Regions from separate parts of the Homo sapiens genome. Here region 1 is linked to region 2. Evidence: chromatin loops called from intact Hi-C (ENCODE). Cell type or tissue: CD14-positive monocyte. All regions are shown on one strand. Links, peaks and the distances in the headings refer to the core of each region. The heading gives the core; the rest is flanking DNA.

The links. Hi-C counts contacts between places; a loop is a spot of excess contacts. Peaks named below come from ENCODE experiments on the same cell type or tissue, not always from the same donor. Only the 100,000 strongest peaks of a DNase experiment are listed, where the experiment ranks them.
Region 1: it touches region 2 in a loop (5-fold over the local background); 27 of 110 quality-filtered maps call a loop at or near these places.

Annotation. Positions count from the first base shown.
Region 1 is chr10:127,844,235-127,860,287 of GRCh38, reverse strand. No RefSeq gene overlaps it. Among named protein-coding and RNA genes, the nearest start is that of CLRN3, 41 kb to the left of the region's middle. RefSeq lists a silencer at 6,119-6,198. In CD14-positive monocyte, for the core only: CTCF peaks have their summits at 5,923 and 6,124 (motif pointing right); a DNase peak (open chromatin) is centred at 6,117; H3K27me3 peaks cover 472 bases.
Region 2 is chr10:125,975,436-125,991,488 of GRCh38, reverse strand. FANK1 (fibronectin type III and ankyrin repeat domains 1) reads right to left here. Exons shown (of 11, transcript NM_145235.5): 2 at 11,151-11,328; 3 at 2,814-2,938. Among named protein-coding and RNA genes, the nearest start is that of FANK1-AS1, 10 kb to the right of the region's middle. RefSeq lists a silencer at 9,029-9,078. In CD14-positive monocyte, for the core only: CTCF peaks have their summits at 8,773 and 8,979 (motif pointing left); a DNase peak (open chromatin) is centred at 9,008.

The sequences.
Region 1 (16,053 bases), core at 5,126-7,625, 1.9 Mb before region 2:
TTAAAATATTAAAAGTCTGTGCTCATTGACATTAGTTACCAGGGAGCTGCAAATCAGAACCACAGTGATACTGCGTCACACTCATGAGTCTGGCTGGAATCAAGGCATCAGATAATAGCAAGTGTGGTTGAGGATGTGGAGAAATCAGAACCTTATTCATTGCTGGTGGGAATGTAGAATGGTACGACCTCTTTGGAAAAGAGTCTGGCAGCCCCTCAAATCATTAAACAATTACTCTGTCACCCCACAATTCCACCCCCAGGTGTATACCCAAGAGAACTGAAAACATTTCAACACAAAAGCTTATACACAAATGTTTACAGCATTATTCATAATAATCAAAAGACAGAAACAACCTAAATGTTCGTCAACTGACAAATGGATAAACAAAATGTGATCTATCTATACAATGGAATATTATTCAGCAATGAACAAGGAGTGTAGTGCTGATACATGCCGCAACAGGGATGAAACTTGAGAACATCCTGCTGGGTGAAAGAAGCCAGACACTAAAGGCCACAAAATGCATGGTTCCATTCATATGCACACATTCCCATGATTCCATCCATATGAAAGTGTGGAACAGGGAAATCAGGAAAAATAGAAGGTAGATTTGTGGTCTCTTGGGGGAGAAGGAAAGATGGGGGAGAGATGGCTAAAGTTACAGTTTCTTTTTGAGATGATGAAAGTGTTCTGAAGTTGTAATAACAGCTTCACATATCTATGAATATGTTCAGTTGATGCAAAAGTAATTTCATTTTTTGGCATTATTATTATTTGAGACAGAGTCTTGCTCTGTCACCTAGGCTGGAGTGCAATGGTGCAATCTCGGCTCACTGCAACCGCCACCTCCTGGGTTCAAGCAATTCTCCTGTCTCAGCCTCCCAAGTAGTTGGGATTACAGGCGTCCACCATCACATCCAGCTAATTTTTTGTATTTTTGGTAGAGATGAGATTTCACCATGTTGGCCAGGCTGGTTTCAAACTCCTGACCTCAAGTGATCTGCCCTCCTCAGCCTCCCAAAGTGCTAGGATTACAGGTGTGAGCCACCACACCTGGCCGCCATTACTTTTAATGGCAAAAACTGTAATTGCTTTTGTACCAACCTCTAAAAACCATTGAATTGTACATATTACGTATGTTTGTGAATTACATCTCAATAAAACCATTCCTAAGAGTCTGCTATATTCTCTTCCTGTATGTTTTTAATTGCTAAATAAAAATTGTATATATTTATGGTGTGGAGCATGATGTTTTGATATATATTGTGGAATGGCTAAATTAAGCTAATTAACATATGCATTACCTTACATGCTGGTTATTTTTATGGTGAGAACATTTAAAATGTACTCTCTCAGCAGTTTTTAAGAATATAATACATTGTTATTAACTACAGTCACCATGTAGCACAGTGGAGCTCCTGAACTTAGCTTCCGGTCTAACTGAAATTTGTTTTGTTGTTGTTGTGTTGTCCAGGCTGAAGTGCAGTGGTGCAATCTTGACTTACTGCAGCCTCAACCTCCTGGGCTAAAGTGATCCTCCTACCTCATCCTCCTGAGTAGCTGAGACTACAGGCGTGTGCCACCATACCCAGAGAATTTTTCTATTTTTTGTAGAGATGAGGTTTCACCATGTTGCCCAGGCCAGTCTTCAGCTCCTGGGCTCAGATGATCTGCCCACCTCAGCCTCCCAAAGTGCTGGGATTACAGATGTAATTTTGCATTTTTACCATCTCCTCTTATTTATTTGTATTTGTATTTTTAACCATCTCCTCTTATTTATTTTATTTTTTTACATAAAAGAAGTCTGGCCAGGTGCAGTGGCTCATGCCTGTAATCCCAGCACTTTGGGAGGCTGAAGTGGGTCGATCACCCAAGGTCAGGAGTTTGAGACCAGCCTGGCCAACATGGCGAAACCCCGCCTCTACTAAAAATACAAAAATTGGCCAAGCGTGGTGGTGCACGCCTGTAGTCCCAGCTCCTTGGGAGGCTGAGGCAGGAGAATCACTTGAACCCAGGAGCAGAGGTTGCAGTGAGCCAAGATCATGCCATTGCACTCCAGCCTGGTCAGTAGAGTGAGACTCCATTTCAAAAAAAAAAGAGAGAGGGAGAAAAAGGAAATCAAGATTACCGAATACGTGGAAGTCGAGTTCCTACCCCTTCTTGGTTCCATCCCCTTCCACCCTTGCCAAGGCCTTCACTATCCTGGATTTTGACCTTGAAGTCTGTGGTTAGAATGCTGTTCCATACGCCACTAAGTGTCTTTCTTGTGTTTCTCATTTAACCACCATATGAGCCCTGTAAGGCTGTACTGCTGCTATGTCCATTGGACAGATGAGCAAACCAAGGTCCAGGAAAATAAAAAATTGAGCCACCCAAGGTCTAAAAGCCAGACTGACTCCAGCCAACTGTGGCTGGATGCTGTTGTCTCACCTTTGTGTTATGAAGCCCTTTTTTCATCCTCTGTCTAGTTTTCCAACAAGGTTCTGTGGCTAAACCTCACAAATAATCGCATTAATCTGAGAATACTGTGCCAAAAAGAACATTGTGAATAACATTAATGGTGAATGTATTACACACAGAAATCTAAAAACACCTCTGGTGTTTTCTCAGAAACATTTTTACAGTTCTAAAGTAATTTTATAAATCTTGTTTAAAAGGTAAAGAATTACTATTCTGAAGAGCTTGAGCAGAAATCTAGATTTCTTAAGAACTCAACTAATTCTCACCTCCTTCATCTGCAAATGGCACAAGTTTTCCAACAAGTCTTGAAAATTTTACCTCTTTTGTCGACAAAGGATGAAAACCAGAGGTATGAAGAGGCTTTGCATTTCAGAAAGTCCATCATGGTAGAAAAAGAACCTTCGTTGAGGGAGAAACATTTGCCTCAGAAACAGGGATGAGTAAACAGATAGATTACTCTAGAAGCCCATCCATGGGGAGTCTCAGACTACTCCCACCCTGGGCACTACTCCTTTAAAAAGCACCTGCAGGGCCTCTGGGGTGAGCCACTGGCCCACCAGCATCTGCAAGGCACCATGGGAGACACAAAGGTGAATGAGAGATGGCCTTTGCCTTCAGTGCCATGTTACCTATGAACAGATGTTGACTTGCTTCTTTTTGGAAGCCTGCCCATAACAGTGAGAATTAGTAGGTTTTAGAGAACTCTTGTAGACAGGGCCTTGCTCTGTCACTCAGGCTGAAATGCAGTGGCACCATGTCAGCTCACTGCAGCCTCAACCTCTTGGGCTCAAGTCATCCTCCTGCCTCAGCCCCTCAAGTGGCTGGGTCTACAGGCGCGCACCACCATGCCTGGCTAACTTTTGTATTTTTTGTAGAGATGGGGTTTTGCTGTGTTGCCCCGGCTGGTCTCGAACTCCTGAGTTCAGGCAATCTGCCCGCCTCAGCCTCCCAAAGTGCTGGGATTACAGGCATGAGCCACCATGCCCGGCCTACCCTTGTATATTTGTCCAGGAAGAGACTCTTGAGTTAGCTGGTGTGTCCCAGGGCCTGTGTTCCACAGATGAGCCTGAGGCCGGGGAACGCCTGCCCCACTCAGGGGAACCTGGGGAGTGCTGTGCTGGTGTGGGCTGAATGACATCCCCTAGAAGGGAATGGTGAAGCCCCAATCCCTGGCACCTGTCAATGTGACCCTATTTGGAAACAGGGTCATTGCAGATATAATTAGTCGAGTTAAGATGGGATCATATTGGAGTAGGGTGGACCCCCAATTCAATGTGATGGTGTCTGCATAAGAGGAAGGAGATTTGGACATGAAGACGCATATAGAGGAGAGTGCTGAGTGAAGACAGACATTGGGAGGAAGAGGTGTGTGAAGACGAGGCAGAGTGCAGCGATGCCCCTCCAGCCAAGCAGCACCGGGGCTTGGCCCGAGGGGGAAGGAAGACTTCACCCCCAGAGGCTTCGGAGGGAGCATGGCCCTGCGGATGCCTTGGATTGGGACTTCTGGTCTTCGTGACTGTGACAAAGTAAACTTTTGTTGCTTGGAGCCTCCCAGGTTGTGACCTTTGCTAAGGCAGCCCAAGCAGACAAACACACTGACGCTTCCTGAAATTCTGGAGGCCGCTCCCCTGGGGGGCAGCGTTGCTTCCTTCTGTCAAATGTGGGGCCTGGACCTGGGCTTGCTGGGCCCCCTCCTGTTCTAGGCCACTACTCCTGCTCCAGAATCCCAGATCCTCCCTGCCTGTCCCGGCTGATTCATGATCCCAGCCTGGCTTCACCACAGGGCCTCTCAAAGAGCCCCGAGACCTGCTCCTGGGTTTCTGGAGCGCGGCCATCACAGATCCCTGCTGTGTCTGTCTGACAGGCTCCATCAGCAATAGGATACAAAAGTGAATCCTCAGCCTCCCCAACTTACCATGGGGCTAAATCCAGGGGGCCAGACAAGTGCCCAGGTCTGTGGGCCCTGGTCTGCTATTTCCAGGTCCCCAAGAGGCTAGTAGAAGGTGCTTGTTCCCTGGCCCCGAGGGAACCCTTGACCTCAGCCAGCTCCAGCCCCTGCAGGAGCCATCTCCATGCCTCTAGACCCCCAGTAGACACCCTCCTTCCAGGATCTGACTCCGGTTGTTAGCCTGGGCCCCCAGGATGAGGACAGTGTAAGGAGCCAGGAGGTTGGGACCAGACTGGCCTCCTAGCCTAGCTGAAGAGATGGGTCCTGGCCTTATGAGCTCCCATATGACTGGAAGCTTCCCCAACCCTGGAACCACAGACAGTTCCTGGGCTCTGGTCCTCTCAGCCCAGTGGTGCAGGGGCGGCCCATCCTGAGAGTTCCTGCGGGGAAGAGGGGCCTGTGGGGACAAGGGGATGCTACAGTGAGTGACTTTGAGGACAAGGACACACACAAGCACAGCCCTTTCGGCCACCCCATGGGCCCTGGGTTGCCAGGAGCCTTACCAAGCCCCAGCTTGCCTGGTCCCCACCTCCATGAGGCCACGAGCCAGCCTGGCCGCCCTGGAGCTAGTGCTGGAGCCCATCACGGGATCTGCTATCCCACCATGCAGCAAGAAGAGGAACTGAGAGCCAAGACACTTTTAGAGCCATTTGACCGAGTGTCTGCCTGTTGAATCTAATGATGTAATTTGCATATCTTTATTTTCATTTTCTAGGGGTTGGGAGCTGTGATCAGCACAGGCTGCTTGGCCAGGAGGAATGACTGCAGGGTGGGCAGACACAGGTTGGTACTCAGTGGAGACCTGAGTGAATGAATGAATCAGAGCTGGGGAGGACGGGGGGCATGGGAGGGAACTGCCGTTGTCAGAGAAAGCCCAACACAGACCTTCCTTTCCCTGGGATCATCCCTGGGGTCACCAAACCTCCCCCGTACACCTGAGGAGAGACCACCTGAGTCACAGCCCGCAGAGCTCCGGCCAAAGAGCTGGGATGGATGGGCTGGAGCCAGTGGACTTGGCTCAGGGTCTAATTTCCTAGTCGTGACCACTATCCCCTCCTCTACGCTGAGCCTCAGTTTCCCAATCTGTAAACCGAAGGGGATGCTCTAGACCAGGGATCCACAAATCATTAACCTCTGGGCCAAATCTAGCCAACTGCCTCTTTTTGCAAATGATGTTTTGTTGGAATGTGGCCATGCCCATTCACTTGCTGCTGTCTGCAGCTGCCTTTGCGTCACAATGACAGGGCTGTGTAGGTGTGGCTGGGAGCTTATGGCCCACAAAGCCATGCGTATGCACCACCTGGCCCTTTACAGCAAGGCTGGCCAGCCCGACCTTCCACGAGCGTTTCTCAGCGGAAGCAGTGTCACCTCTGAGTGGGTATTTAAGAAATTGCTTCTGGTGAGTGTAGGTCAAGCTCATTGCAAGACAAGTTCCATGCTATAAAAGCTACTTTTCTTTAAGTTCTTATACTTCCACTTTATATTAAAGTTAAGACATTATGTTTATCTTTTGCGATTTGGAGCATAGATAGGTGATCATCTGTATGGGTTTCATTACAGGGCATTAGAGAGCGTCTGTTAGAAGAGCAGGGCATTGATTTTGATGCAATGAGGCAGTTTCTTTAGAGGGCCCACGAGGCCCTAGATTCCGCATCAGCTTTAAGTGGCAAAGCCACACAGCTATTTCAAGAGCACAGCACTAGAGGGCAGCATAAGCCCATGAGTGCAACGCCAGAGCTCTGCGCCCTGGGCACCGCCGCTTCCCGAAGGCTGCAGGACTGGGGAAGGCTTGTGCCACCAGGACCTGAGCACTCAGCAGGAGTGTCAGGCCTCTGGGCCTGGGTCAGAGCTGATGGAGAGACCGTTCCAGCATGTGAGACGCTGGAGGGAACTGAAACCCACCTGCTGCACATGCATACTTCCCCGGTGGTTTTGGAAATGCTCTTGTTGTCAAAGATGTCCCTTCACACGGGGCTCTGCCTTCCCCACTGCCCTCCTGCACAGGCACAGCACATGTGTGCACACTAAGACTTCCAGGAATCTGTCCATCTAGCTGAACTGATTTTTCCCCCCAATTTATTCGACATTAGGATCTTTCGTGCGAGCCCGCGTGTGTGTCTAAACTTAGCCACATCAGGAAGCTGACACTGGTAAGTGATGACTTAACATTGTGGGAGATGTCCTTCTACACACCTGTGGGTTCCATGGATTCAGCCAACTTCGGATTAAAAAACAGTTTTATGTTTCTTTGTTTTTTTTTGTTTTTTGTTTTTTTTGACGGGTTTTGTTCTGTCACCCAGGCTGGAGTGCAGTGGTGTGATCACGGCTTACTGCATCCTAGACCTCTGGGTCATGCAATCCTCCTGACTCAGCCTCCCGTGTAGCTGAGGTCACTGGTGCCCGACCCCACATCCAGCGTTTTTTTTTTTTTTTTGTAGAGATGGGGTCTTACTTTGTCTCCCAGGCTAGTCTCCAACTCCTAGGGTCTAGTGACCCAGCCTCCCAAAATGCTGGGATTATAGGCGTAAGCCACTGCACCCTGCCAGGATAAAAAATACTTTAAAAAACAATAAAAATCACAATACAACAATGAAAAATAATACCAATTCTAAAAAGACAGTATAACAACCATTTACTTGGCATTTGCATTGTATTAGATATATATAAGTAATCTAGAGATGATTTAAAGTACACAAGAGGATTGTGTAAGTTCTATGCAAATACGACACTATTTTATATCAGGGACTTGAGCATCTGCAGATTTTGTTACCATGGGGGTCTTGGAACCAATCCCCCTCGGATACCAAGGAATGACTGCATATATATATATATTTTAAGTTGGGATTCTTGTTCATTTTCAAACCATCTTTGCTAATATGGCAGTTGGCTTCCCTGGGCAGGAGGGAGCATGCCATGTGCAGACAGCATGCCCCTCCCCTACACAGGAAAGAGGGCCTGTGTGCACGGAACTGCATCCGTCTCTAAGGGGAGAGCGGGGCTCCTGGATCCTAGACACTCTGACACAGCATCCATCACACTTGTGGGCCGGTTTGCTTCTCCTGATCTCTAAGTCTCTCTCAGGCTCCCTCTTGTCCGGGGACACTGTGACAAAAGCAGCTGGAATGTTCAGGATTAACAAGACAGTCTTATTTAAGAAACAGATGCAGAGCACCCTGAAACCCCTGGCAGTGCCCGCGTTGCCATGGCTTTTCCACTCAGCGTGGAAGACCATGAGTCGTGCATCTCCCTGCTGGACCATGGCTTCTGGAGATGGAGGATGGCAGGGCCAGGTGTGATGTTGTCCTCCTGTCCAGCTCCTCCTGCATTGTAGGATGTCTGTCATAACCTGGTCTTAGAAGCCAAGAAGAAATGCAAACCTGTCCCAATAGGCCTCGCTTTGGCAACAGCCAGTGAACAGGTAGATTAACGTCACCACTCAGGCCATTTGGTCACCTGCTCACCAAGGTGCCACCACCACTGACACCAGGCTTATGAGGGTTTCCATCCCCATTTATGATGCTACCAGGAAGCTGATTTTAGCCACAGCCATTTAAAAAAACAAAACCTGTTGTGTCCTTGTAGATCCAAAGTGTTGGAAATCTTCCCTTTTTCCCCCAGCCTCGCCCACCTACCATTTCAATGTAACCTCCCAAATTCTTCCACAGAGCATTGTTGAAGGCTCTGAGAATCTTTCAACCTCCTCCACAAAGCCCTCCAGGGCCCCCGTCACAGCATTCCCTTGGCATTTTATTTGTGGCTCTTGGACACCGTTGTCCCCACCCTTCATGACAGGCCGGGGACTCCTGGCACTGGATCCTTTTTGCGTAAAGTAAGCTGATTGAATTAAGCACGCATCACTGAAATGCTTTGCTTTCCATGGAACCACACTGCCTCTGAATGAGAATCTGCTGCTCTTTAAATGCTCACCGACCCGCCGTCAACGAGCTGTTGTGAGGTTCTACCAGGAATCGGAGGCGTTATGCACAGACCTCCTTTCCAGCCTCTCCTCCCTGCCCCTTGTGGTCAATGCTGCTTTGGATGCTCCCATTTCCTGGGGGCCCGGAGATCCCGCTCACCTAGAGGGGATGGGCCCTGCTGGCTCTTCTCTGTGTCCTGCCTGGCCCTGCCATCCTCCTTCTAGCTGCAGAAGAGGGGAGTCTGGGGACTAGGGCCTGCCTCCTTCCCCTGGGGCACAGCTTCTGCCAGGCACAGCGCCATCCCCCAGGTCACACCAGTTCTTGGATGTCCCCATCAAAGCCTCTTGTTCCTCCTCTGGAAAAACTCTAAGTGGAAATTATAAAAAGTTCTCCAGAAGGTCTAGTCAGAAAAGTCTTGAAAAGACGAGCGGTCCCTAGAACTCCAGGCCAACCCCAATCTCTCTGACCTCCCTCCTCTTGTCCTCTTCCCTAAAACCACAGCCTCTCCCCTCTACTGGCACCTCTTGTCCCCATGAAGCATCCTCTGGGCCCCTCCTCAAGGCAAACACATCAAGGAGTTGCCTGGGGCACCTGCCTTCTTCTCTGCTGTTCCACCCCACTGGGTGGCACCCGATGTGCTCCTGCTTTCAGCTGCCCTTCCCGCAGACGCTGCTCCTGCACAAGGCTCCAGGGGCCTCCCAGTCACAGCCTCTCCCCAGGCAGTGCCAGCTCCACCTCACCTGACCTCTCGGGCCCAGACCCATCCCTCTGCCTTGGCCTCCTCTGGCCCGAGCCGCCCAGCACTTTGCCCAGGTGGCCTTCCTGGCACCCTGCCTCTCCCTCCTTCTCCACGGTTGGACCCGAGCTTCACTGCTAGTCGCAGCCCATGGGGTGCTGCCTGGGGTGGCCGCTCTGGAGGCCCTGGCTGTCCCTCTTGGTCTTTCACTATGGGCCCCCCACCCTGAGACAAGTGACCTCCCACCCAGGGGAGGCTGGTCCCTCCTCCTAGCCAAGTCCCACTGTTGTCTTGTGGCCAGAAAAGGAAAGGAAGTGGCCCCCAAGTCAGCAGTGGGGGTTTATGGACCACATTTGTAATTAACTTGAAAAACAACGCATGAGCTGAACGCCTGGTCTGGTGCTTGTCCTGGGTTTTGAATGTTCTCTTCACCTGTCTCAGAGAGTGACATTTATACAAACTTCTTTCTTCTGTGTCCTTATGAACAGTATCCAAAATGGGACCTTAGGTCTGCCTCATCTGAAGCATTCGCAGGCCAACGAAGCCATCTGCGCGCAGGCCCAGGTGTGTCTTGCAAGGCGGCAGCAGCCCTGCCTCTGGCTGTCAGCTTTGCCCTGGTGGGAGGGATTCATTTCTCTCTCCATCTAGTGAGTTCCCACTCAGTTCATCGCCTTTGAAAAACAAGCTCCCTGGCAGTGGGGCTTTTAGATTGAGATGTAAAAGTTAATTGTTTTATTGAACTTTAAAGAAAAGAACAACCACCACCAGCTAACAGGAAGCGCTTAGGAGTTGCTTGCTAATTTATTCTTATAACGAGTTTTGATTAGATATTGATTGTCACGGGCTCCAGGGGGAACCTCCATTCGGCCCCTCTGGAGGGTGGATGGAGTCAAGACTACATGCACTTCTCATTTTGTAATTAATTCATTTTTTAAAAGAAAGCAATCAGGAAGAATCTCATGAAGCTGGAAATCTCCCCAAACAAAATATTCCCAAAGGCTTTGCCAGGCTTTCTGGTACTGAGTGGGGCAGCTGCTGGTGCTCAGCGCAGGCATTAGGTTAATAGAGTCGTGCTTAATCCTTCTTACACTGGAAACTTGTTTGTATTCTGAGCAAAGGACTTCCTTCCCTAACCTCTAAGGGGAAGGATTCGCCTCGTTCCTTCCCACCTTCTTCCCCTTTGATGGGATTACCGCAGCTTGGGAAGGATTCATTTCACCTAGCCGGCTCTGACGGATGGCCTTTTTGCAGGGCCAATTCAGAAACATCCATGGCCGGAGGGAAAAGCTCACATTTCTTCTTGAACAATTATTCCTCACAGGTTCCATTTCAGTCCTTTTTCAATAGAGATTTTCCATACATTTCCAGCTCTCAGATTCTCTCAGTAAGATGATCGTTCTTTCAAACAGAACTCTAAGAAAGAAGGCAGATTCTTTTTTTTTTTTTTTTGGTGTCCTTCATTTTGTTAAATGTGCATTTTTGATCTATCTGAATTAACACAAGGGGGTTAATTCCGTACCAACTACCAGAAAGGAGCCAATATTGTGGCATGGCAGAAGCTTGTACTGTCAAGTTGCCCGTGGGAATGGGAATGGGAATGGGAAGAGTTGATGTATTTTTCACCATCTTCTGCATAGGGTGTAACCTGAAGGTCCCTGTGCTGGCCCTGGGAAGGGGCGCGAGGGCTTGTCCCTTCAGGGACTTTGCTCCCCCCTCGGTCTCCCCCAGGGCCTTCCTCCTTGCCTGCCAGGGACCCTCCTCATGCCCCTTGTCCGTGCCTCCCCAGCTGCTCTCTATCCCATGGCCCCCTTTTCAATGTATGCCAGGCACTTTATGTTTTGGTTTGTCCAGTCTCTGTCCGCACCCTCTTTCTCTAAAATCTAAGTGCCCTGAGGGCAGGCCCAGAGCTGAATATACCCCCAAACAGCCCCCGGCCCATTGGCAGCCACAAATGTCTGTTGAGCAAGCGAGTGGTGGGTGAGAGCAGATTGCTGGTGCGCTGGCTGTGGACCCTGGAGAGTTCTTTGGCATCTATAAGCCCCGGTCCATTCCCCAGGTAACAGGGGACTGCTTTTTTTATTTTTTATTTATTTATTATTATAATTTTTTTTTTTTGAGACTGAGTCTCTCTCTGTCGCCCAGGCTGGAGTGCGGTGGCGCGATCTCGGCTCCCTGCAAGCTCCGCCTCCCGGGTTCACGCCATTCTCCTGCCTCAGACTCCCGAGTAGCTGGGACTACAGGCGCCCGCCACCGCGCCCGGCTAATTTTTTGTATTTTTAGTAGAGACGGGGTTTCACCATGTTAGCCAGGATGGTCTCGATCTCCTGACCTCGTGATCCGCCCACCTTGGCCTCCCAAAGTGCTGGGATTACAGGCGTGAGCCACCGCGCCCGGCCCAGGGGACTGCTTTTAAGGTGGCTCCAGAGCCCACCACAAGACCCTGCTGATTGAAGGAAGGATGAGGGATCGCTTGCTCCCCTCCTGGTCTGCGTTATGGTGGCGGAGGAGGCTGGCCAAGGGGAGCAGCCGTGAGGGTGGTGCCAGGGAAGGGGTCCCTGAGTGCAGGAGGTGCCAGAGCACAGAGTCCCCTCTGTGAGGATGTCATTCACAGAGGAGGGCCCCAGAGAGCTGGGATCAACAGGAGCGAGGGTGTTTCTCAAGCACACTGTGAAGGCCCAGCCTCAGGAAGTTCTCTTGAGGAGCCTTGTCATGGAGGCCACGTGCGTCTAGATGCAGCTGAAGTCTCATCTCCAGGGGAGACTCCTCCGTGGACCCAGGCACCCAGCACACCCTTGCGGGCCCCACCCTGCAGCACTGTCACTCCATGGCCTGGAGTCCTCCATGCCCTACAATTGCAAGCCTAAGTGCGCAGGTGCTGCTCACTTTCTCTCTCTCTCTCTCTCTCCCCCCCCACTTCCTTCCTCCCTCCCTCCCTCCCTCCCTCTCTCTCTCTGTCCCCCCACTTCTTTCCTCCCTCCCTCCCTCCCCCCTCTCTCTCCCCCCCACTTCCTTCCTCCCTCCCTCCCTCCCTCCCTTGCTCTCTCTCTTTCGTTTGTCTGTCTTTCTTTCTTTCTTTCTTTCTTTCTTTCTTTCTTTCTTTCTTTCTTTCTTTCTTTTTCTTTCTTTCTTTCTTTCTCTTTCTTTCTTTCTTTCTTTCTTTTTCTTTCTCTTTCTTTCTTTTTCTTTCTCTTTCCTTCCTTCTTTTTTCTTTCTTCTTTCTCTCTCTTTCTATTTCTTCCTTCTCTCTCTTTCTATTTCTTCCTTCTTTCTTCTTTTCTTTCTTTCTTTCCTTCTTCTTTCTCTCTCTCTCTTTCTTTCTCTTTTTTTTTTTGATTGACAGAGTCTCACTGTGTCACCCAGGATAGAGTGCAGTGGTGCGATCTCAGCTCACTGCAACCTCTGCCTCCTGGGTTCAAGTGATACTCCTGGTCATTTTCTCTCTGTGTCCCTGGAGTCCAGCAGAAGAGTGGTGCCCAGGAGGGTCCTTCTGATGCTTGTCGACTCAGCACTTGATGGGGCGTTGGGACTCCGCAGCAGCAGCGCAGGGTGCCTGTGTCCCTGTGCACCGTGTCTGCGCTCACGGACAGGAAAGGTGGCCGGAGACAGGGGTTGTGCACCCTTTCAAACACTGCTTTTACTTTTACCCACATCAAAATAGCATGGAGCCATGCAGCAGGCTGTTCATAGGTGGAATGTGTCTGCTCCACAGCACACCAATCACAGACAGTTCTCAGGCCACAGGTAGGCCATCGGGTGTGGCTCGGCTGGGACGGTACACCCCAGTTTCCTGTTCTAGATTTTAAATAAAAATGGTTTTTTTAAAAGATTTTTTTTAAAAAAGTGGTAGATTTTAAATAAAAATGGTTAGAGAAGAGAAAGGCAGACAAAGTACCTATGTTATGTGAACTCTCATTCAACAATTGCTGGATGCATGCTGTCTCCGTACCGGGCACTGTTGGGTTTGAGAAGAGTATCTGGAAACTCAAAAAAGATGCATTTACACAGCAGACACTGCCTTCCGGTCATTAGGAGATGCTCTGCAAAGGAGCAAACATTCTAGGGTAAGTGAAACAAAGCCACAGGGCTGTGTTTCTCAAAGCGAGAGCCTCTAGTAGCCCACGCTTCTTACATATCCCCTCTCTATTACATCCACACAACACATTTCTGTTTCATATAAATATAAAAGACTGTATGTTATACATAACATACAAATATATGTAAAAATGGAATATTAAATTACATATGTGTGTCAATATATCATCATATACATTAGGTAAAACACACAAACACATACATTCCATACCAGGGTCATACCTATGTGCTTAAATACATGCTTTAAGACGTTTACTTGTAAAAATGCTATTGTGTAGGCTGCAGTAATATTAACCCCGCTGAACTTTACTTTTGAGATATGATGATGGACCCCTATATCCCAAAATTAGGAGCCAATAGATCTGTGGTCCAGCGCATAGACCCCCAGTGTAGACTATTTTAGTGTTGGGTGAGCTTGTCTGTTATCCTCGGGAAGCAAAAAGCAAAAGTCCAGCATCACTGGGAGAAGGGAGGTGGGATGGGATAAAGTTGCATATCAGAGAAGGCTTCCTGGAGGAGGTGATATGAAAGACCAGGAGGAACTAGTCAGGCAGTGAAGGAAGGAAAAGGCATCCTGGGTAGAGGGACCAGCAGGGGCAAAGAGCCAAGGAGAGGGTGTTTGCTGGGTTCTGGGGACTCCAGGTGGAGGAGGGTAGTTGGGACTTGGCAAGAAGGAGGAAAACAGCGAGAAAGGAGGGTGCAGAAGTCGAGAGTCTGGATTCCTCTGTCATCTTCCCTGAAGGCAGTAGATGCTGTGAAGGGGTCTGAGCTGGCAGCAGTGGCCATGAGGTGTGCTTTAGATGGGCTATCTGTGGCGGTGTGGCCACTGTCCTGGCAAGGTCACAGCAGCTGTGGCAGCAGAGCTAAGGAAGAAGACCAGGGACTGAGCTTTGGGAGTCTCATGGGAGTGGAGGGAAAATACTTATTTCCCAAAGATTAAGAATATGGAACTGATGGGTTCAGAGAACAGATTGGAGAGAGGAGCAAGACAAGGATGACCTGCAGGTTTCTGACAGGGCAGATAGTGGGGTGGACCCTTCCCTTAGAGTGGGGGCCACTGAGGGAGGACCAGGTCTGGGCCAGTGGGGAAGAGCTCAGTTTGGGACACATGCGTTTGGGTATGTTGGGGACATGGCAGGGAGGCTGCCGAGCAGGCTGTGGTCTGTGCCATCTGGAGCTCCAAGAATGGTCTGGCTGAAGCTTCGGGAGTCACTAGCCTGGGGACTGATGGCAGAGGAAGACGTGGGAGGCCCTGGTGTGCCAGGAAGAGCACGGGGCATGGGAAGGGGCCAGGCTGAGGGTTGAGCCCAGAAACCATGCGACCTTCCCCCAGAGAACGTGCTTTCTCCTGCAAAAGCCCCACTTCAGGTTCTGGGGTGAAGCTGCCACAGCAACCAGTTCCCTGCAACACTGCAGCCCTGAGTGGCTCAGCCTCTCCCCCAAGCCCCTGGGTTTCTCTAGCCCACCCTCCAGCCCCCAAGGAGCCTCCCAGTGCTGGGTCTCTTCTCCTGCCCCCAGTAAACTATGGTGAGAATATTAAGCCTGAAGATCTCCCCAGATCTGTTTCCATACCTGGTGCACTGAGAGCAGAATCAAGGAGTTACAGGTCACGATAGAGATCTCTCCTTGTTTATCCTGTAAACAGAAACCCACAGGGACCCAAATACCCCACTGATCTCTTCCTCTGCCACCCCCTTCATTTAAGCAAATAGATAACAGTGATTCCAAGTCTCCAAGAGAGTGGAGGGGAGTACTGGGGCTTTGCCCTTTTCTAAGATAGCTTTGGGTGTCTGGAACACCCCCACCCATTGGGACTTGATTCCTCTTCTTCCCTGGCACCCTGCTTTGCCAGGCCAGGCTGAGCCCTGCACCCTGGCTGTGAACTAAGGAAACCCACAAACCTGTAATATTCTTCAGAGAACAATAAAGACATTTCTCAGTCCCTGAGCGATTACAGGACTCTATTTGTGCATGAGAAATAATCAAATCCTCCTGCAAACTAATGAATTTGGAGATAAAACTGATGGGGAAAATCGGGAAGGAAATGCTGGTGGCCTAGGAAGTCAGCTGAATTCCCTGGAGGACACTCATAGGGCGGGTAGGGTCTTGGGCTCCAGGCGGTCTCCCCAGGTTGTCCTCTCTCCTCTCCATCCCACAGTGGCCTGGGACTCAAGTTCTCTTTTACCATCAGGAAAGAGAGAGCGGTGAATCCAGCATTTGCCGTATCAGGAGGTCTCTGGGCTGCACTCCCCAGGACATGGCCACACCCTCGGTCTGGCTTCATCATGTCGCCCCAGCCCTAGCCCTGTTGAGATGCACTGGAGACCACCTCACACAGTGCAGTTTGACTTGTGCTTAACTTTTTTTTTTTTTTTCCCACAGTTGAGTCCCCTTGGTGAAAGGCCAGTGTGGTTGGCCAAGCCTTCCCGCTGATGGACCAGGTCATCCACGAAGCTGCCTCAGGACTAAGACAGCTCCCAGCGGAACAGCACCTTGCCAGAGAAGCTCTGGTTGGGGGACTGCACTGCTGGGCATCAGCACCCGCTGCCATTACCCGTGTGTGTGTGTGTGTGTGTGTGCGTGTACCATGCACATGTGTGGCTCACTCGGAGGTGAGAACCCAGCATGGGCATGCTGCTGTGTCTGCACTTGTGAGACAGTATTTTTCCTTCAAAAGTCAGCCAGGGGTAGAAGATTCATCTGCCTATAGACTCACAGTTCTCATTGGTGTCTTGGGCCTGGGAAAATGCTTTACATGTTCAAAGGAGACAGAAATCACCACTCTGCAGAGCTTCAGGCCCTGTGTCCGCCAAAGAGACTTGCAGAGCTACCCATCCTGGCCCCAACGGCAGGAGGGGCATCCTCCCTCCAGACCATCAGCATTCTGCATCATCTAA
Region 2 (16,053 bases), core at 7,476-9,975:
AATCTGCTTTGGATATTATAAATATATAACACAATAGCATAAGGGAGCTGCAGCCAGCCCACAGAGCCAAGAGCCTGCCCCAGCTAGGAGGAGGAGGACACCTGATCCTCACCACCCAGTACAGCCCCCCTGAGGTTGAGAAGGCTTCCTGGCTGCAGGCAGTGATGCTATCTATTATCTGGCAGTGAAATGGCCAGGATCACTCCCCCAACACACACACACACACACACACACACACCCCTGGTCACCACCACACACTCATCCCTGCAGGAGGCCTCATCTAATTACTCATGGAAGCCATGGCGCTGTAAGGACAAATGCGCTGCACCAACTCTCCATGGCTGCCTCTGGAGCCAGCTCAGTGGGGAGAAGGCACATCTGGCCCACAGGCACAGCCTGATATAGTTTGGCTGTGTCCCCACCCAAATCTCATCTTGAATTGTAGCTCCCATAATTCACATGTGTCATGGGAGTGACCTGGTGGGAGGTAACTGAATCATGGGGGTGGGGCTTTCCCATGCTGTTCTCATGATAGTGAATAAGTCTCATAAGATCTGATGGTTTTATAAAGGGAAATTCCCCTGCACATGCTCTCTCTTGCCTGCCGCCGTGGAAGACATGCCTTTACTCCTTCTTTGCCTTCCACCATGGTTGTGAGGCCTCCCCAGCCATGTGGAACTGTGAGTCCATTAAACTTCTTTCCTTTATAATAAATTACCCAGCCTCAGGTATGTCTTTATTAGCAGTGTGAGAACACACTAATAAACAGCCCTTCCTAAAATTGCTCCAAATGGTACTCCAACCCCATGTAAACTCAGGCTAGGACGGCCAGAAGCCCCTGCCCTGGCTTTGGTGTGCTATTAAGAGGATGCTAGAGGCCACCTGAAGCCCACAATGGAAGGCTGCAGAACCAACCATATTCACCCTCACCTGGAAGGTTCGGGTGGACTCTCACTGGCCAGTGGAAAACTAATACATCTTCCAACAAACATAAATGCAACCTGAGAAAATCAGTGTTTCTTTTCATACTCTTAATTCTGCCACTGGTCTTTAATTCATTACCCATCCATCCATCAAGGATCTTCTTTTTTTAAAGAAAGGGTCCTGCTCTGTTGCCCAGGCTGGAGAGTGCAGTGGTGCCACCATAGCTCACTGTAGCCTTGAACTCCTGGCTGAAGCGATACTCCTGCTCAGGCCACAGGCACACACACTGACTTATTTATTAAGGAACTCCCACAAGCTACAGATGGCCAACCCATCGTCCATCCTTTCGGAGCCCGCAATGTAGGTGAGAGACCAAAAGGTAGACAAATACTTAAGATGCAAGAAGTGTTCATAGAGGTGGGGGAATACTGCTCTGTACCTGGGGAGGAGGGAAGGCATGTGACAGAGGAGGGGAAAGCCACACGAGGAATCGCCCCTGCCATGCTTGCCCATGGAGCAGGCTCAGTGAGCACAGCAATGAAGTGAGTGCTCCAGGGAAGAAGGGCAGAGGTAGGGGAGTGTGCAGTGGCAGGAGGCCTGTGGGCGGTGGGGACAGCAAGAGGATGGGAGGGAGCAGAAAGGTAGCCTGGGACGGCATCCTGGCTGGGGTTGCCCGGAGTCTCTGTTCATATGCCTGACTCCCTTTGCCACCTCTTCCTCCTGCCCCTTCTCCTGCAATGCCCTCTGCCTTCCTTCAGCACACAGAGCTCATGTTCTGCTGTCTTTGCTTTCTCTTAAGAACCCCAGAGGTAAGTACCTTCCATGTTACAGCAAATGTTCTCAACACTGTCGGATGAAGGAACGAGCCCTCTTTTTTTACCTGCATCCCCAGAGTTGACCATTTCATATCACAAGTCTCCTCTGAAATTGTGTTTTTCACAGATAAACTCCCAGTTTGCTAAACTCAGATCCTGTCCCCTCATGCCAGGTCTGCAACTGAAGGTACCACAGCTCAAAAGCTGAGTTAACTCAAAAGCTGAGTTAACTTTAGTCTACACAAAACTTGTAATGAAGAAATGCCTAAAGGACACAGTTGAAAGCCATGGAAAGCACATACCTCCAAGCCAAATGCTACCTGGAATAAAACGGAAAAAGAGCTTTACTCACAAAAGGAAGGTTTCCTTTGTGCAACTGAAAAATTACTTGCCTGTGTTTTCAGTGGGTGGGCCGTGGAGAACACTTGTGACCATCCTAATTTTTACAAGGCTCTTGCTCAGAGATGGCCCTGGACATAGATAGCATCTTTAAAATGCTTTAAAATACCAATCTCAGAAACAACCTTAAAACTCAGCCGGCTGAAGGGCTCAGAGGTCTCCATGTGGGGCTCTCCCTCACAGGATTCTCCGTGGATGCAGCAGCACTGTTCGTTCACCCTCACTCACCGTGACCCCAGGAATCGGGTTTGTGTGGCGAGTTAAGACGCACACCCTGGGGTTGTCTAAAATGGATATGACACTGAATGGAGCTGCTTGCCCAAGGACGCTCAGGCAGGCAGCCTGCTTGGCTGTGTGGGGACGCTTAGGCTTACCCAGCCCACACCCCTGTGGCCCATTTCCTAAGAAAGGTGACTCCACCCTTTTGTGCTGAATGGCTACTAACAGGACAGTTCTGGCACAAAAATAGCTCTCCCAGTTTGTGAAAGCATAATTAGACTTCCCTGACATTACAAGTTATGGCAAGGCCCAACTAGCAAATATTATTGCAGTGTTTAAAAATTGTATCATTTCTGCTTCTGGTAAGGCCAAACGAGAGGCAGAATATTTTTTCTAAATTGCTTGTCATCTCCATTGATCTAGAGAGAGGTGAGTGTGGACGGTCTGAATACTCACTGGTTGTAGACACTGAGACGAGTGGGCTGTACTCACACTCCCCAGAGGGGCTGGTGACCTTCAGGCGAAATCTGTACAGCGTCCTTGGTTCCAGACCTTCAACAACATGCTTCGTTGCATATCCCCTAGACAGGAGGAGACAAACATGCTGATAACACCAGGTAGCTTAATCTGCACTCTCTGATAAGACAGCAGAAGAGCAGGTGGAAGTGATTTTCCTTCTATTTCCAGGACACAGCCGATGGATCCTGCTTTGCTGAACTCCGAGAGAATGAAGGACAAGTCCCACATGGCGCCCCATCCCTATCCAGCAGGTGCACTCTGTCCCATAGGGCCTAGTCCAGGGCCTGACACATAGCCAGCATACTGTTTTGTACTTTGGAGAAATAATCACGTTAACCACGACATTTGCCCTCAAGTAACAAAGTTTTATATTTGAAAGATAAGACAGGCAGTCAAATCATATATTTGTAATTTTCAAGTGGGGGCCATCTAGTGATGGGGGCTGCAAGGCTAATACATGGCTGTATAACTATTGCAGGCAAAATACCACTGCAGGGAAAGGACCTGAAGAAGTCACATGCAAGATTGCTCGTAGTCCATAAGCAACTTCCAGTAGAGCTGGGAGCTCAGGCAGCACATAGAAGACAATGCTAACATCATGCCCCATGGTCAAGTTCATCTTAGGAATGTTTGTGGGAAATGGATGCTGAGCACTTCTGGGATAGAAATCTGATGAGAGACTCACGATGGAAATCCACACACCTCCAGAGGGAAGTAGTACTGAGTCTCATCATTTGCAGTCTGCAAAATCAGCACCAAGAAATGCCTGCCTGCTCAGAAGATGCTGGGACCTAGCGCAAGTGCTAAGATAAGACCCCACCTTCTGCTTGTGAGGCAGGTCCCAGGAGCCTGGCTTTGACTTGGCATGCATTCTACAATATCAGGTCTCCAAAAGTTGACAGAGCTGTATATATTTCCCAGTATTACCCAAAACCTCCATGTTACCCATTTCTCTTTTCTGCCAACATTCTTTCTTCTTATCCGACTAAACTCCATGTATCCCTTTTCAAATCTTATCTCTAAATTTTTCTTTTCTTCTACTCAAAGCCTTGGTTTTTGAGAGGGTGTGTGTGTGTGTGTGTGTCATTTCCAGCTCTTTCTTCTTTCCTGCTTCAACACTTAATCCAGTTCTTGTTCTCCTCCCTTGGACCATTCTCCATAGCTCCTTAGATGCCAAGGTTACCATTGTTTCCTCCTTTTGTTTTTTCCTGTCTCTAGTTTTTACTTTTATTCTCAATAGATCCTCCAAAGATACCAGAATCATTCTTTGTGATTCACAACTAATTTTTCCAGGATGTTTATGTGCAACTAAATATTTATACATCAATTCCATTCCATACAACTCAACAAGTGTATCTAGTGCCCATTATTTGCAAGGTGCTGGGACAGGCTGGGATGTAGTCCTGAACCAGCTCAGGGCCAAAATGAACCTGTCAACACTGAGTTGACCCCAACTTCCTACTGATGGGGTCCAAGAAAAGGGGCAGTCAAGGACAGTGAAGAAGGGACAACTGAGCAAGGGTGAAATGACAGTGCTGGAGTTAGCATCACTAATAAACACTTGAAAACCTGACTTCAGATCTGGATCAGGTGGGTGAGCTAACACCTCACCTAATCATCAAACAGCCTTGCCCACTCACTCCCAGCCCCCACTGGATTCTTTCTCCTAAAGGATGAGGCATGGCACAAAGTGTGTGGCTAAAGAACAGACCCAACACTTGTCCTAGAGGGAGGAGTATCCCCAAAGGAGAAGCCAGAAGGTCTAAGTTCCTTCCGCCAAATTCATCCATCAAACAAGTAATTCCCCCACTGAGGAACAGGCATGGGGCAGGAACAGGTACCTGAGAAACAGGTACAGGGCAGAGGGAATGAGGTGCCAGGACAGTGTCCTCTGGTTGAGGTATCTCTGATGTCAAGTGAGAAATGGCATAAAGGACTTCCATGACAGACAGGCAGACGTCTCCCAGGCAGTCTGAGAAAGGGACTTCCCAGTAGGGTTGAAAGAACACACAACACCTGGGAAAGTCATGGTCTAGGTACTCTCACTGCGGTGAGTCAGGGCGCAGAAGAGTCTGGCACGTCCAGGAAAGAGGTGCCTCCGTGAAATCTGGAGACAACTCTAACATCATAATTCTAACATCTAACAGAACCTTTTTTTGAAAACTGAAAAACATTTACAAAGACTTTCTTCACTTGATGTTTCTGTCCTTTGTTAAAATGTGAAATTTCAAGGTAAAATCAAACACTGAACGTTCAATGATCCTGTTTTTGCATCACAAAGTTACTTCAGACACCAAATCTAAATGACTTCTCGGGTGTAGCACCAGCAGAGCCAAGAAAAAGACTAAGCACATTGAGGCACCTCTGACCACGTACGTGTCTCTGCCTCCCTGCTCTGTGCTGGTGGATTCAGTCTCCTAACTGACATCATCTTTGCCAGAAACACATTTCTCTTCACCTAAAAGAAGCCAAATGAGCTGGAAGTCAAGCTGACCTCCACAGTCTCCACCATCCCCGCAGGAACATGTTCCTCCCCTGCCAGAGTTAGAGTCTAGTTCCTCTCCCCTTGAACAGGATGGGAAGTGGTAGAAGAGAATCTGTACAGCTCTGGGTCTGGGCCTTAAGATGCCCAGAAGTTTCTGCTTCTCCTCCCTTGGAAGCAGGGAGGAGAAGCTCAACTTCCCTGTTAGAGAAAGAGGCCACCTAGTAAGACAGTCAGTGGAAGATCCAGACCACAAAGGAGATGAAAAAGCCCAGCCAGTCTCCTGCTGTCCTGGCCATCCCAGCTGATGCATCACACATGGGTGAAGCCATTTGGTTCTTCCAGCCCCAAGAGAGCTGCAACGGCCAAGACCACATGGGGCAGAAACAAGCCATCAACACCCTAGCCAAATTACAGATCATGAGCAAACACATGCCTGTTTCTGCTGTCAACCACTAAGTCTGGGGCTGGTTTGTCATGCAGCAGATAACTGAGATAGTATGTATCAACAAAAAAGAAACTGTAGGAAAGACAATGAAGAAATAACGCCAATGGCATTACAGAAACTTTTCGATCAAGAAACCGAGAAGTAGATAAGTGTTAAAAATTGATATAAACACATTTACCATAAAAGTAAAAGCTCTAAAACCAAGATAAATATTCAGAAAAACCGCCAGGGCTAAAAAGTAATAATTTTTTTAAAACTAAAATGTATCAGCCTGGCACAAAGTAGTCTTATGAGTAGGTAGATTTTGATGTTAAATGAAAATAGGTCCATGAATACTTAGATATTTGAGTCATAGAAACTGAGCCCTCAATAATGTGTGGCATCTGAAAAGATCTTTAGAAGTTCAGTGAGAATATAATAGCCAAGCCTCACCAGAATTCAGTGCAAGGTGTCAAAGACTTAGCATAGCATTAGACCAAAATAAAACCAGAAGTGCTCCCAATAAAATTCAGTATTGCTAAATATCATAAGGTCACCCTGAAGCAAACAGCACCTCCATAACCCCTGGAAAGGGAAATAACGCAACTGTGTTAGAAACCAGATGTTACCAAGCACGCTTGTCAAAGGCTGAAGATTCTTGCATCACTAGAGATGGCTCCAAAGAGGACAAAAGCCACAGCAGGGACCAGGACACAACTGCCCACCAGGGTACTCTACAGCGATTACAACACAGGCGCAGGGAGGACTCATGAGAGCAGTTCATTGAACCCATGGAGAAGCGCAACTTTACCTAGACATGACAGCTGAAAAAATAAATGAATCTTAGAGTGACTTCCACAGTAGAGGAAAGTCTACAAAAATTTAAAGCATAGCCTTGTTTTTGTTATCAGTCAATAAGCAAATGTTTGATGCAAGAGCTGAGCAAATATGAAACATAAGAAGCTAAATAAATATTGAAAAGCCCCAAGACTCAGTTACCAGACTTCCCTTTCTTCTCTAAACTCCCTCCCCCAGAATTCCAATCCAGCCTCATGCTGATGACTCTGGAGTCTGTCTCTCCAACCCAGACCCTTTCCCTGGCCCTTGACATCCCCAACACCCTCCCTGACATCTCGGCTTGGACGTCAGACAGTTTCAAACTGAGCATCTACTCCACCCACAGTCTTCCCCATCTCTGTTATTACAGTTGCTCAGGCCAGACCCTGGGTGCCTCCTGTGGAAGACTGGATTGTTGTTCAGAGACACAAGGTGCCCTCCCACAAGGATTCTATCTACCTCCCCGCCCTGTTGAACTCGGACATGGCTGCATGTCTTGCTTTGAGCAATGAAGTATACACAGAAGTGAAGTATGTCATTCTGGGCAGAAGCTTCAAGAAACAGCATGCCATGCTCTCTCCCCTGCTACAGTGACTGACAATGTTCACGCAGAGGCTGCCGCATGGCCTGGGCTGTGGCAGGAGGACAATGCAGGATGGAGCCCTGGCCGACCCACGGTGGGCATGGTGTGTAGGAGGGAATCACTGCTGCCATAAGCCACTGAGACTGTGACGCTGATGCTTCCAGCAGCATCACTGGGCCTGTGCTGGCTACCACATATCCCTTGACCATCCTCTCTCTCACATCCCGTATCTCACATCCCATATTCGGTCCACCACCAAGTTCTTAAATCCATCTTTAAAGCATATCCTGCATCCTCCCACTTTCCACACTGTTGTGTTGTCTCCCACCTAAACTGTTTCAAAAGCTTCTTCATCAGTCCTCCCTGCTGCTTGCTGCCTGGCCTCCCTACAGCCTGTTCCCAACTCAGCAGCCAGAGGGATCCTCGTAAAACATAAGCCGGATCACACCTCTTCTCAGCTTCACAATCTCCAGTGGCTTTCCCCGCCTCTCTCAGAGTAAGCCAGAGTTCTCCCAATAACCCTCAAGGCCCAGGCAGTGACCTCTCATGACCCAGCTGCCCTCGCCCCCATTATTTTCCTCCTTGTTCCCTCTGTTCCTCAATGCTCCTGGGACCAGCCAGGTACATTTGTACTGCCAGGCTTTCTCACCTGCCCTTTGCTATGTCTGGAAGGTTCTTCCCCCAGATAGTTGCAAGGCTCCAGGTATCCTTGCTTCAGATCTACTCAGAAGCTACCTTCTTGGTGAAGACTTCCCCACCTCTACCCCAGGCCCTCAATTTTTCCTATGCTGCTGCCCCTCAGTATGTATTGCCTGCTGACTACCTATTTTTACTTATGTATCTTATTTATTGTTTGCCTTCATCATCATGAGGGAGGAATTTTTTCCCAGTGCCGTATCCCCAGCATCCGGAGCAGTGTCTGACACACGGCAGACACTCAATAATACACGCTGATGGAATAAATGGAATGCGTGGCATGGGCAGCAACGATCACAGGAATTTAGGGCACAGACAATAGGGTAGTAAGGAGAGCTTCTCAGTGGAGGTAAAATCTGACCAGGGCAGAAGAAAGAATAGGGTGAGAGGGGAAAATCTGTCCAAACAGGGAAAACAACTGAACACACATGCAGAAAACGTCAAGGCATATTCAAAGGACAGTAAGAAATCTGACTGGAGGGTTTGTGCTGAGAAATAAGAGGCAACAAGAAAGGCAGGTGTAGGGAAACTGTGAAAGACATTAAATGTTAGTCTAAGGAATTTGGCCTTTATCCTTTAAGCAATGGAGGACCCACCAAAGACAATGTGACAAAAGAAAGATTAAAATGGAAATTAGCCCAGCAAGATAGAATGATGAGAAAAAAAAAAAAGGAATAAAGTCAACTCCTTCCATCAGAAAATACACTGGGCAGGTGTAGGAGCTGGGGATCCACAAATGAGCTAGACAGAAATAAAGCCTACATCCTGCAGGGGAAAACGCAGCTAAAGAGGGAAAGCACAGAAGCAATTCTACAAATGGAGAACTCAGTAACTGACTGGCTATGAGAAGCCATGGAGGAAAGCCCAAGTCAAAGACAATATCATTGTTTCCAGATAGACTGATGACTGATGGGAACAGAAACTGACAAATCAGGAAGAAGTTCTTAAATCCACAATCCAAACATCAGGTATTCTAGATAACCACTTTTTACAAGAAAAGCATTTGCTAGTTTTAATGCTATGTAGAGAAAGAAATAAGGAAGCAAAAGAGGTCAAGATTAATGCAGCCTAATTCTGCCACCTAGCGTCAAGATTTGTACTTGTAATTCTGTGAGAAACGCAGGCATTTCCCCACTGTCCTTAGAGCAGGGACCACAGATGTCACTGCCAGCCCCACAATGCCAGGCTGTCGTCAGAGTGAGAGTGCGTTCTCCAGCCTGACAGCAACCAGGTCTCTGGGGAGAATGCAGACAACACAGACACACACCTCAGGCTGGAAGCCAGCACACGCAGCTATGGTTTCTCTAGCTGAGGCTGCCTACCTGGCCACCCAGCAAAGGCACAGCCAAGGAAGAAAGAACGATGCAGGATGGCCCCATTCACCTGCCCAACACAGCTTGTGGTGCTAAGGTGATGGGGGAAAGAAAGATGTCTTTTTCTTTCTCAAGAGAAATGTTTCTCATAATTCATGCTTTTAGATAGAAAAAGCATACCTTCAATAAGTAAAACGACATGATTAAAATAACATTTGAGTAGTCAGAACAAGAACTATTTTTACATTGCAACTACATTTCAGATTTTTCTTAAGGTACAGAGAAATTTCTCAAATATCAGATATATTATCACTCAAGTAACAGTTGAAATTGGAGCTTTCATATACAGATTATATACATATTTATAGATATTTATACACACATACACATAAACATATCTATCTTCTCATGTCAGCACTTTTATCACAATGCAAACTTGAGAAAAGGCCAGGAAAGTGATGAACCTGTTCTGCATCTTGACTGCATCAATGCCAATATCCTGACTGTGACACTGCACTATTATTTTCAAAGATGTTACCATAGGGGAGAAATGGGAAAAGGTACAATCACTCTTTCTTACAACTGGATATGAATCTATAATTATTTCAAAATTAAAAGTTTCACTAAAAACCATATTTGTATCTCATTTTTGGTATTCCTGAATCACAAAATAGTCATTTTGCATTTTTCAAGTGGTAAATCTATCAAGGGGAAGAAATAAGTCAGAGATGATATGAAGACTAAGAAGAAAAACATAACTTTTTTTTTTTTTTTTTTTGAGACAGGGTCTCACTCTGTCACCCAGGCTGGAGTGCAGTGGCACAATCATGGCTCACTGCAGCCTCGACCTCCCAGGCTCAAGTGATCCTCCCACCTCAGCCCGGGACTACAGGCATAAGCCACCACACCTGGCTAACTTTTGGATTTTTTGTAGAGATGGGATTTCACTATGTTGCCTAGGCTGGTCTTGAACATCCAGGTTCAAGGGATCTGCCCACTTCAGCCTCCCACAGTGCTGAGATTACAGGCATGAGCCACCATGCCTGGCCAAAAGTGACTTCTTCATTACTCCTGGTGGTATTGGTTCATGCCAGAAGCATTTGGAAGGCCTGCTATATAACAGCCAGCACTGTCAAGGAACCGGCTAGAGCGTTAAGCAGGCAGAAGTCTTATTTGTCTCTCACTGAGTTTAATACTGGGTGAGGAGGCAGGAAAGGAACAAGAAGTAAACAAGTAAACAACAAGGTAAACAAACTAAGCAAACAAGTAAACAAGTAAAATAAGCCCAACAGAGCTAAATGCTATGTGGCATACAAAACAAGGTTCTGAGCTACAGGAGGCCTGCATGAAAGGATGGCTACTTCAGATGGCCTTCTGGGGGCGGGGGGATGTTTCATCTGAGATTGGCATGGTGTGAAGGAACCAGCTGTATAAAAACAGAAGGAAATGTATTCAAGACCACAGCAACGAGCAAGATCCTGCGATGGGAACCAGCTTGGCCTGTCCAGGCTGAGAGGCAGCCAGCGTGGTATAAGAGAGTTGACAAGGGGACAATGGTATGACATGAGATCAGAGAAGCTAGCCAGGGTAGACCATGCGGGGCCATTCCACGTCAGTGAACACAACAGCCTGATGGGAAGCTCACCTAATTGCATCAAGCTATTGTTTGAGTCTGTCTCTACATTCTGGATTTTAAATACATATCATTAAAATATTTCAGAAGTCAAAGAAGCTCTCAAAGGTACAGAGGTTTAATTTCAAAGTTACTGCTAATGCCTATTTTCCAAAAATTGTAATTCATAAAAGAGCATGAATACAAATGATGCTGACTCATTCTTTAATTTGAAACAAGCAGTGGCTTTTTAGAGACAACAGAAATCATTCCAGCTAATCAGGAAGTAAGGCAAAGTGGCAAGCAATTCAACACTGCACCTACGTATAAATGATACCATAAGTGTGCATTTTGGGGTCTTCTTCTTCAATCGAGAACCTGAACCACTGCTCTTGAGGTCCTTGGCGTTTGGCTTTCTTTTCCAGATCCCAGTATAATTCAATGCTGTGATGAGTCACTTTGCCCACGACAGGTGGATGAGGCTTTGAGGGTGGCATGATTTCTAAAAAAAAGAATGACACCGAACTTCAGGACCCAGTTTCCATAAGGAAGAGAGACCAGTCGAGTGGATTACAGCTGCTTGGTGATCGAGCTATTTTTCTGAGCATAAGGCACACATATGAGCATACCTCCCTGTTGCTTAAAGAACCCCTGAAAAGCTAAAGAGATACAAAATTCAGCTGATGTGTGAGCTACCACAGTCTTCAACAAGCATATATTGTACCATGCCCATCAATATCATACCACCCCCACTGACCCTTCCAAAGGGCTGCTTAACATATCAAACTAATAAGGTTGTATTTGACCTGCTGGAACTCAGTTTGCTTCTGTAATCCTTCAGTGACTAACAAAGCCAAGAGACAAATGCTCTATCTGATCCAAGTATGTGGAACATAGATGACAAAGGGTTGACACCTATGCTGTATAAACAGCCCTCAGAAACTAACCAGGAATAAAGGCCCAAGGTTAGTAACAAACCTAGCAAAAGATGAGCAGCACACAAAAGAGCAAAAACAAATTGCCAAGGTAATATCTGGAAAGATGCTCATATCATCCCCTAGTGCTCACAGAAATTGGTAACAATGGGGTATAACTTTATATCCAGTCAGAAACTGAAAAAGAAATTTCATAACTATTGGAGTTCACAAGATAGGGAGAGGATATTCTCATGTGCCAGTTGTAGTGAAATATGAATTATCGCCTTTTTAGAGGGCAATATGGAAGCATCTATTAAAATTAAAAATACACATATCCCTGTCTCACCATCCCACCCCTGGAAACTTCTGCAGAAATCAGAGCATAAATACACACAAGAGTGAGTGGCCAAGATGGCTGACTAGAAGCAGCTGGTGTACCTGACTCTCACGGAGAGGAACAGAAGGGGCGAGTGAATACAACACCTTCAACTGAAACAGCCAGATACTCGCACTGGGACTAATCAAGGAAACAACCTGACCCACAGAGAACAAAGAAAAGCAAGACAGGACAATGGCCCCCCGGGGGTCAGCACGGAGCCAGGGGATACTCCCCTGCCCAGAGAAGCAATGACCGAATGAGCGACCCAGAAACCATGCTTCTCCCACAGATCTTTGCAAACCTCAGGTCAGGAGCTCTCCACGTAAACCCCTCTCTACCAGTGCCTTCAGTCTTCATTCTGACAGAGCAGCGTGGAGTCTTGGCAGAGCAGCCGCTCAGGCACGCGTGGAGACCCTGGAGCCTTAGCTACTCAGGCTTTCCAGCAAAAGTAGCCGTAGCTCTGGCAAAGTGAGAGGTTAGACTCCTGTACATACACTTAGGAAAGAGGATGAATCCAGGCAGCTAAGCAGCAACAGCCCCCACTTCCACTGCACCTCACGAGATAAGACCCACTGGCTTGGAATTCCAGCCAGCTACCAGTAGCGGCATTGCACCACCCTAAGAAGGAGCTCCCAGGGGGAGGGGCAGGCCACCAGCTTTGCTGTTTGGGCACCTTAGCCATTCTAGCTTTCAGGCTTTGGAGAGTCCGAGCCAACACAGGGCAGAAGGGATCCCCCAGTACAGCATAGCTGCTCTACCGAAACGTGGCCGGACAGCTGCTTTAAGCAGGTACCTATCCCGTTCCCTCACTGGGCAGGACCTTCCAACTGGGGCCTCTAGCCACCCCTGCCCGAGCTGTCCATCTGACAGATGGACATTGAATTTCCCCTGGGATGGCACTCCCAGAGGGAGAGGTAGGCCACCATCTTTACTGTTCAGGTGCCTTAGCTGTTCCAGCCTTTGAGCCTCATAGTATCCGAGGCGATCAGGGGCTGAAGCGGACCCCTAGCACAGCACAACTGCTCTCCCAAAATGTGGCCACTTTTTTAAGTGGGTCCCAATCCCGTTCCTCCTCACTGGCCGGGACCTCCCAACCAGGGTCTCCAGTCACTTCCTACAGGTGCCTTTGGGCCGACACCAGGTCCATACCTCCCTGGGACGAAGCTCCCAGAGGGAGGGACAGGCTGCCATATTTGCTGTTTCTCAGCCTTCACTGGTGACACCTCCAGGTTCTGGAAAATCTGAGGTGACTAGGGACTGGAGCAGGCCCCAAGCATACCACAGCAGCCCTATGGAAAAGTGGGCAGACTTGTCCATATCTCCTCACTGGACAGGTCCTCCAGGCCTGGGCCTCCAGCCACCCCCGCCAGAGCTGTGGAGCCAGTACCAACTCAGCAACTCCCCGAACAGAGCCTCCAGGGGCAACTGAAAGCCTCTCTGCCACTATCTCAGCAGTGGAACTGCCCTTGCCACCTTCAAACTAACAAAGGAGCAAAGACTCTAAGAGTACCTTATCTACACCTCCAATAAGCTACAGTCGACCCAAGGAGAGGCAGCCAGTCTGTCTCCTACAGGTCCCACACCCACTCTCCCCAGCATGGCTCATCACCAGACAGGGAACCCCTGGCTTGGGCACACAGCACAAACCCTACATCTTGGGCTGACTGCACCAAGTGATTGCTGACCCACATCTCTCTGAGGTGGAGCAAGCAAATAACCCCCGGCCACAACCCCTGCTAAGATCTCTTCCTCTGCTGCCTCTAAGCTGAGAAAGGAACATAAACACTGAGATCACCCCAGAGCTGCAGTGGGCATCCCAGGAGTGCCAAGGAGAGCCAGCACTCAAGTGGGAGAGGAACACACAGTTTCAGAGCACTGAAAGGGAGCATGACGGAAACTGTGAGGAAACAGGGGAGCCACGCAACCAAACAAGAGTCTAGCAACTGACCAATTCACCTAAGCGCCACCTACTGGATCACACCCCAAAGCTTCAATACCAAAAACACCTCATTAACATACCCCCCTCTGAAACCAGAGACAACAAGTAAGCTTCAAATAAAGACCCTACATAAAGCATCAGCCCAGTGAAAACATCCAGAAAAGAAGTCTGTTGACCGTACTCAATCTACATTAAAGGAACACCCACACTCAGATGAGAAAGAACCAGCAAGAACTCTGATAACACTCAGATGGCCAGAGTGTCATACGCCCTCCAAATGGCCACACCAGTTCTCCAATAAGAGTTTGTAACCAGGCAGAACTGGCTGGAATACAGAATATGGATAGGAACAAAGATCACTGAGATTCAGGAGGATGTTGAAACCAAATCTAAGGAAAAGAACAATCACAGTAAAATGATATAGAAGCTGAAGGATAGAATAGCCAGCATAAAAAAAAACCTAACGGGTCTGACAGAGCTAAATAATGCAATATGATAATTTTATGACCGGGCACAGTAGCTCACTCCAGTAATCCCAGCACTTTGGGAGGCTGAGGCAGATGGATTGCCTGAGGTCAGGAATTTCAGGACAGCCTGGCCAACATGGTGAAACCCCGTCTCTACTAAAAATACAAAAATTAGCCAGGCATAGTGGCAGGCACCTGTAGTCCCAGCTACTCAGGAGGCTGAGGTAGGAGAATCGCTTGAACCTGGGAGGCAGAGACTGCAGTGAGCGGAGATTGTTCCACTGCACTCCAGCCTGGGTGACAGAGCGAGATTCCGTCTCAGGGAAAAAAAAAAAATTTACAATGCAATCACAAGTATTAACAGCTGAATAAACCTAACTGAGGAAAGAATCTCAGAACTTGAAGACTGGTTCTCTGAAATAGGACAGTCAGACAAAAATGAAAAAATAAATAAAAATGAATAAAACCTCAGAGAAGAATGGATTATGTAAAGAGGCCAAATCTACAAATCACTGGCATCCCTGAAAGGGAGAGAGAAAGCAAACAACTTGGAAAATATATTCCTAGATATCATCCCTGAAAACTTCCCTAACCTTACTAGAGGGACCTACAGTCAAACTCAGGAAATACAGGGAACTCCTGCAAGATTCTACACAAGAAGATCATCTTCAAGACACATAATTGTCAGGTTTTCCAACGTTGAAATGAAAGAATGTTAAAGGCAGCTAGAGAGAAAGGGCAGGTCACTTACAAAGGGATCCCCTTAGGCTAACAGTGAAACCCTACAAGCCAGAAGAGATTAGAGGCCTATATTCAACATTCTTTAAAAAAAAAAAAAAAATCTTCAACCAATAATTTCATATCCTGCCAAACTAAGCTTCCTAAGTGAAGGAGAAACAAGATCCTTTTCAGGTAAGCAAATGTTGAGGAACTTCATTACCAGACCTGCCTTATAAGAGATCTTGGAAGGAACAGTAAATATAGAAAGGAAAGACCGCTACCAGCTGATACAAAAATACACTTAAACACACAGACTAGTGTCACTGTAAAGCAACCACACAAACAAGCCAACATAATAACCAGCTAATGACAGGATCAGTGACAGCACCAGCTGACAGGATCAATGATATGATCAAACAGCACAATGTCAGGATCAAATCCACACATATCAATACTAACCTTGAATGTAAACAGGCTAAATGCCCCACTTAAAAGGCACAGAATGGGAGAAAATATTTGCAAACTATGTATCTGACAAAGGTCTAATATCCAGCATCCATAAAGAACTTAAACACATTTACAAGAGAAAAATAAACAACCCCATTAAAAATTGAGCAAAAGACATAAACAGACACTTCTCAAAAGAAGACATACATGTGGCCAACAAGCATATCAAAACCACAAAGAGAGGCCATCTCACACCAGTCAGAATGGCCATTATTAAAAAGCCAAAAAAATAATAGATGCTGGCAAGGTCACAAAGGGAACCTTTATACACTGTTGGTGGGATAAATTTGTTCAACGA